Regions from separate parts of the Homo sapiens genome. Here region 2 is linked to region 1. The links are chromatin contacts, found by Hi-C or POLR2A ChIA-PET in ENCODE. All regions are on one chromosome and are shown on one strand. Each heading gives the region's core, a stretch centred on a gene start or an enhancer-like site at or near the end of the contact. The rest is flanking DNA. Distances are from core to core; before and after follow the strand shown.

What was found. Hi-C counts contacts between places; a loop is a spot of excess contacts on that map. ChIA-PET counts read pairs that join two places held with the same protein, here RNA polymerase II (POLR2A). Pooled maps may share reads with other maps.
Region 2: a loop to region 1 is called in a map of heart left ventricle, with 3 times the contacts of the local background. The contact joins two enhancer-like sites. A Hi-C loop is called at or near these places in 3 of 168 maps with a recorded cell type or tissue (heart left ventricle, left cardiac atrium and psoas muscle) and 8 of 50 pooled maps. POLR2A ChIA-PET finds 5 or more read pairs at or near these places in 1 of 52 experiments (OCI-LY7).

What each region holds. Positions count from the first base shown.
Region 1 is chr5:68,729,412-68,732,401 of GRCh38, reverse strand. The region is part of intron 2 of LOC105379013 (a long non-coding RNA gene); the gene reads left to right. Among named protein-coding and RNA genes, the nearest start is that of LINC02198, 300 kb to the left of the region's middle. Within about 2 kb of position 1,466, at least 6 of the 41 ENCODE cell types and tissues checked have a DNase peak (open chromatin) inside an H3K27ac peak, as active enhancers do.
Region 2 is chr5:68,951,912-68,954,901 of GRCh38, reverse strand. No RefSeq gene overlaps it. Among named protein-coding and RNA genes, the nearest start is that of LINC02198, 77 kb to the left of the region's middle. Within about 2 kb of position 1,426, at least 2 of the 41 ENCODE cell types and tissues checked have a DNase peak (open chromatin) inside an H3K27ac peak, as active enhancers do.

The DNA.
Region 1 (2,990 bases), core at 217-2,716:
GAAGGGGTGGAGATGAAGGGACAAAGGAAAGGAAGAAGGGTGAGAGGATTCTTGCAAATACCCATAGCTGTTAACACTATTTTATAGAGCACTGTCCATCTGAAAGCCTTGGAGCACTCTGAGGGTCATACCATCAATCCTCACACTGTCCCCTTGCAGGAATAAAGGCAACTGGCAATAGGTATGAAATATGAAAGAAGATGGGGAGTCAGTAGGATGCAAAATGTCACTCAAGTAACTTTTTACCTTGAGCGCGGGGCCAGTGGTCCCAACTCCTTTTTGAATGCAGGGACTGCTCACAGGGCCTTGCCATGGACTGAGTAAAAGAATGAAGACTGCCATCTTGCTTTATGACCCATGGCAGGGGTACACTAGAATTGAACATGATGAAAAATCATTTTAATTGGAATAGGAACAAGGCTAGACTCTTAGGCTGGGCCAAATGATAACTTTACTCATCTCCAATTTAATTATGAGGTTGTTTGCTTGAATGTGGCTACCATTTTAGAGCTACAAAAAGTGACAACATGAAAATACTCACTATTTAAAAATGAGTGAAAAAGTTGCACATAGATGGGTGGAGGAAAGGAACATCATGCCCTTCATTCTAGCCCCTCCCCCAGCACTTATTCCCCACCCAATGAATCTCATTAGTTGGTGTATAAGGGATGAATTGTACTTTAGTCATGGTTGAATGTATCCCATTTCCTTTTGGTATTTTGAGACTTTTTTTTTTTATAATTATGCTTTTGTGATGAGAGAGGTATTGGGATTCTCTGGGGTTTGGGAATATCTTTGCTTTATCCTAAAAGCACCTGTCTATTCCCTCTGTGCAATGGTTTCTAATCCTGCCTAGGATGGAGAGATACAAAATGGGCTTCTAATTTCATGGTTGAAGTGAGAAGAGATAATATCAGCTCAGTTTCCTGCGTAAAAATTATTTCTCATATAAACCTTCTAGAAGTTTGCCTTTGTTGCTGCAACACGGTCAGAAGGATAAGCATGTATATATGTGTACATATAGTTTTCATTCACATGCATTTATAGACTGATCATGAAAAGAAATTCTTTTCTTAACCCAAGATTTAAGAAGTTCTATGTTATCAATATGAGTGCCAGGTGATATCTTTTAAGCATTTTGTAACATGCCCTGAGATACAACCATGGCAAGTATCAGATATATCAGCCCTTTCTAGGGAGCAATATTTTAGGCATCCTTAATGGTGGTTACCTCAAAATGATCATTCCTGCACGGACTCAGCATATTGTTTATGGGCATTTGCTGCAATGTAACATAAAGGGAGCTGAGACAGGAGAGGGTTAAGGAAAATAAATGGGGTCCAGTGTGAACATCTTTCCCCCTTTTCAGCTTTTTAGAAGATAAATGTTTCAGATTTCAATCTGTGGTTCCCAGCAGTTCTTTTGGAACACTGCAGTCGGCCCACAAAAATCGCTACTGCTGAGCCAACCCTAGATAATGCGCCTCAGCAGGGATGACATAATGTGCTAAAAGAAGACTATGATGTAATGCCCATCTCAGAAATCAGAGCCAATTTCCGTTACAAAGCCTTGGAGTCTAGCAGGAGGTAATGAGCTGGCATAAATTGTGCAGCACAGAAAACTTCTAGGTCTGATATTCCTATCTGCATTTTTAAAGGCAAAAAAATTAAAAATGAAACAGAATTCCTAGATCTGCTGGGCAGAGCATCTGCTCACCAAGAGGTCTTGCCCCCTTCCAATTTGGACAGACTGGTACTCCAGGCTCCCTGGATCACCTTGGCCCATGTGGGAAATTGTTGTCTGGGTCTGTAATCTGCACAAAGTGGTGATGTAATTTATAATGTAATTTCAAATTTGTTTCTGCAGATAATGTTTGAGGAGAGGGTGTGGTGTTTGAAGGAGATCGTGCCTTTCCTGAAATATTGGGATAAGTAGGCTGGAAATGCCTAGGAGGAAGCTGGGGGTGAGGAGTGGTGAAGAAAGTCAGAATCACCTTGAAAACTTTATTAGGTGCAACCTGCTCTGGCATGCAGAAGTCTGTGCATGGGGAACCTAAAGGCTCCCAGATAACAAATCTCCTGCAGCCTCCCGTGGATTAATTATGCATTCTGACCTTCTGGGGTGTAGCCTGCCTGGCAACCAGCAACTAGGGTCCAGCTCTTTGTCGTGTTTAACAGAAATGTTGAAAACAGACATAAATTCACCTAAGTAATGATTTAGAGTTCCAGAGAGTAAGGAAAGAAGCACGATCTTTGATTTCAAAAGTGTTCCATCACTACAGTTTTCTATTTTAGTTCATGCTTTCCTTCATTTTATTTTTAATTGCTTGGAGTGTTTGCATGAGGAACACATTTCTATTTTACTTGCCTTCTATGATTTCTCTTATGTTCCTCACTTGGGGCTTGATCCTGTAACATGCGCTGCACAGCAGCAACTCCCTCTGGATGGAACAGTAGTGGTTTTGTGTCACTGCTTGTTGAAGATCAGGCCTTCAGAGCCACAGACCTGGGGGGAACAGGAGTGTGTGTGACAGCATTGGCAGAGAACTGCTGGCTTCACAAACTGCTACTGTGTCTTTAAATAGGGGATAAACATCGGGAGCAGATGACAATTTGCTGGTATAAGAAAACGAGAGAAATAAAACAGAAAACATGACATATAGGCTGAAGAGGAGTTGCTTCTATGACATGCAAACTGAAACGGCATTGCTTTCTAGATCTTTCTATGAAATGCCAGCCAGTCTTTTATTCTTACCTGCTAAAAGGACGGTCACTATCAGAGCCACTGGTGGTCATTTGCAGCCTGATCATGGGTCAAATATTAATACTATTAATGATGATGATAATTTTTAGCTAGTGTTTTTTAGTGTATAGCAGGTGTTATCCTAAGGTCTTTGTATTGTCTTATTTAATTTTTACCAGAACCCTCTGAGATAGGTACTAGTATGATCCTTTCCATTTCACAGAAGAGGAAAACTGAGGCTCAGAAGG
Region 2 (2,990 bases), core at 177-2,676, 220 kb before region 1:
ATAGGGACCCTGGTCCCAAACCCTCACTGCTTTTGATGCTAGTGGTTTTGGGGCCTGCTCCCTCTTCCTGCTACACCCTGTCTTGCTTTTCTGTGTCTCTGAGGCTTACCTCCATATCATTTGTCTATGTCCTTCTCGCTACTATAGCCAGGTGCTGACTATAATAATACCTGCTTTGCATACCTCAGGGATTATTGTGAGGATCAAAGGGGATGATTAACATGTTGTAAGTGCTTTGAGAAGGAAGATGAGCTGCGTCACATGGGTTATTATGATGATTATAACTCCTGGACTGTCTTCAGATGACTAAAAATATCCACCTAGTGTGGACCTTTTCAGCGTATTCTTATCTCTCTTGGACTTCCCTGCACTGGCTGAGAAGCCTGACAGTTTAAAGCAACTGAAGAACTTGCTGGTAGACAGCAGTGTTGGGGGTAGAGAATGCCTGAGTAATGAGTTATCTTCTTTAGGGTCCCAACGGGAAATCTGGTACCCTGGAAAGCGTTAATTTACCTCACTTGAGTGAATGCTTTAGACCCAGCAAGCATTTCATTTGCCCAGGCAGCCCATTGTGATGATGATATTAAATAATCATTATCATTACGTGGAAATTCTGTCACCTTGGGGATTTAGAAAGTGTTTCTCAAGCCATTTATACATAAGCAACCAAAATGAGCAGAATGTTCATCTAGAAGAAAGTATTTGTGAAGAAAACATTTGTTTGTAATTGTCAGCATTTGGCGAAAGCAGAGAATGAAAGAATGAAATGAACCACAGCTTTGGATTCCTTCCAGCGTTTTTTTTCCAATCCCAAATTGTCAGACTAGGGAGGGAAGTCTTCCTGTCATGGACCCTGAGCTCTGGGGAGGAGAGTAAGAGACTTCAACTTCCTTACCCTCTCCATCCAGGAAGTCGTTTCCAAGGGAGCTGTCTCTAGGGAAAAGCAAGAGCCCGTTGGCTAATATTTATTTATAGTCGTATACCCTGTAAACTTGTCTTCTTTTAAAAATTAAGAGCAAAAAAGTGGTTTTGGTTCTTGTTTGTTTGGACCACCTCCAGACAGTCATATCTGTTTTCTTTATTTCTGTGCTAGTTGCTCAACATTGTAGGTCTTGATTGAATTGGTTTTATTCCTAGGTCCTCCCTTATTATTAATGTTCTTATTATTGGTTAGTTCTTCTATGTTTGCAGTGTCCTTGACAATCTTTTTTTATTAGCTGTTCTTTATAACAACTCAGTGAGTTGGATCAGCCTTACTGAATATTTATCCAACAAACTGTCCAACATTTTCTTTTGTTGGTTTTGGTTAGGATTTATTGCAATCTTTTTTTTTTCTTTCTGATAATCATCCTTCTGCAAGAAACGTGTTTCATGCTCTTTCTTGCAGGGTTATATGAGCCAGGGGCTTGTGTCATCTGCTTTCAATTCATGTTTAGTTTCTTCCTCCCCTTCCTGGCTTTCTCACCCTCCTCAAAGTTATCGTTGTTTCTCCTGGTCAGGCAAATGGCCCTCAACTAATCTAAGGCAGGTTTGAGCAGAGGGCTTCGTTTTTGATTTCTTGGCATTTGGGTGCATCTCTAAGTGACCACAGGCTGTCAGCAATTCCACATGGTTTGTTACCAAATAGGCCATTGCTGCTAACATTTTGTGGCTGTTGTTGCTGTGGCTGGATGGATATTACCTCTATGGTGAACCACTGGAATGTATGAAGAGAGAGGTCTCAGGGATGGTTGAGAATTGGTACTGTAGCAAGAAAGGATACCAATTCCGATCACCCAATAAATATCCCTGTCTTCTGAAACCCACCGTCATCATCACCTTTATCACCAGCAGCCGTTCCCCCACAATAGTGGCTACGCTCAGCCTTGCCACCACCATCAAAACCATTTTATTATGTTTCTATCTATGCATGTATACTTAGACATCCTTGTAGCCTAGACACTTATAAGTAAATTGGACCCGCAATACCATTTTGAACTTTGAATTCTTAATATGTCTATTTTCCTTCTTCTGCCTACCACTATACTTTCATATTTCTCAATTGCACTTTTATCTTATTGTAATAATTGTTGACTTGTTTTTCTCATCCACTTGACTCTGGACTTCCTGAGGGTACAGAATGTATCTTATTCTTTATATGTCAAGTACTGTGCTAGGCACCAGGGATATCCATGGGGGGAGGTGTCAAAAAGTGTTTGTTGAATGAATATTTAATGTTCTTTTAATTAAATGAAAAATGCTTTGTAAACCATAAAGATGTTTTATCAACCAGTAAGGATGGTACAAATACAACTTCTTTATTTAATTATAATTGCATTACTTTGTCTTTACAGCAATGAAAGATAGATTTAAATCCTATGAGACTGGACAAATACCTGATCTATCAATTTTATAGAACAAGAATGATGGCAATTAGACTGAATTTGGAAGAGGTTAAAAAGATCAGCCATGGTTTTTTTTGACTTGTTTTTGATGTCTTGCCTGGACACCTGTGGGGATTGAGAGAGCCTGGCAATGGCTAGGAGAATAGCCTCCAAGTATCTCTAAAATTCACTAAAAAAATTCTCAGCCAGTTGCAGGGGCTCACACTTGTAATCCTAGCACTTTGGGAGGCTGAGATGGGAGGATCGCTGGAGCTTAGGAGTTCGAGACTAGCCTGGGCAACATAGTGAGACCTCATCACTACAAAAAAATAAAAATAAAAAATTAGCCTGGTGTGGTGGCATGCCTGTAGTTCCAGCTACTTGGGAGGCTGAGGTGGGAGGATCATGTGAGCTCAGGAAGTCAAGGCTGCAATAAGTTGTGATTGTGCCACTACACTCCAGCCTGGGTGACTGAGCGAGACTCTGTTTGGGGAAAAAAAAAAAAAAATCTCAGCTGCATAAGTGGGTATTTTAGAAAATGTCTTTTTTTTTGTTTGTTTTTTTGAGACGGAGTCTCGTTCTGTCACCCAGGCTGGAGTGCAGTGGCGCGATCTCGGCTCACTGCAA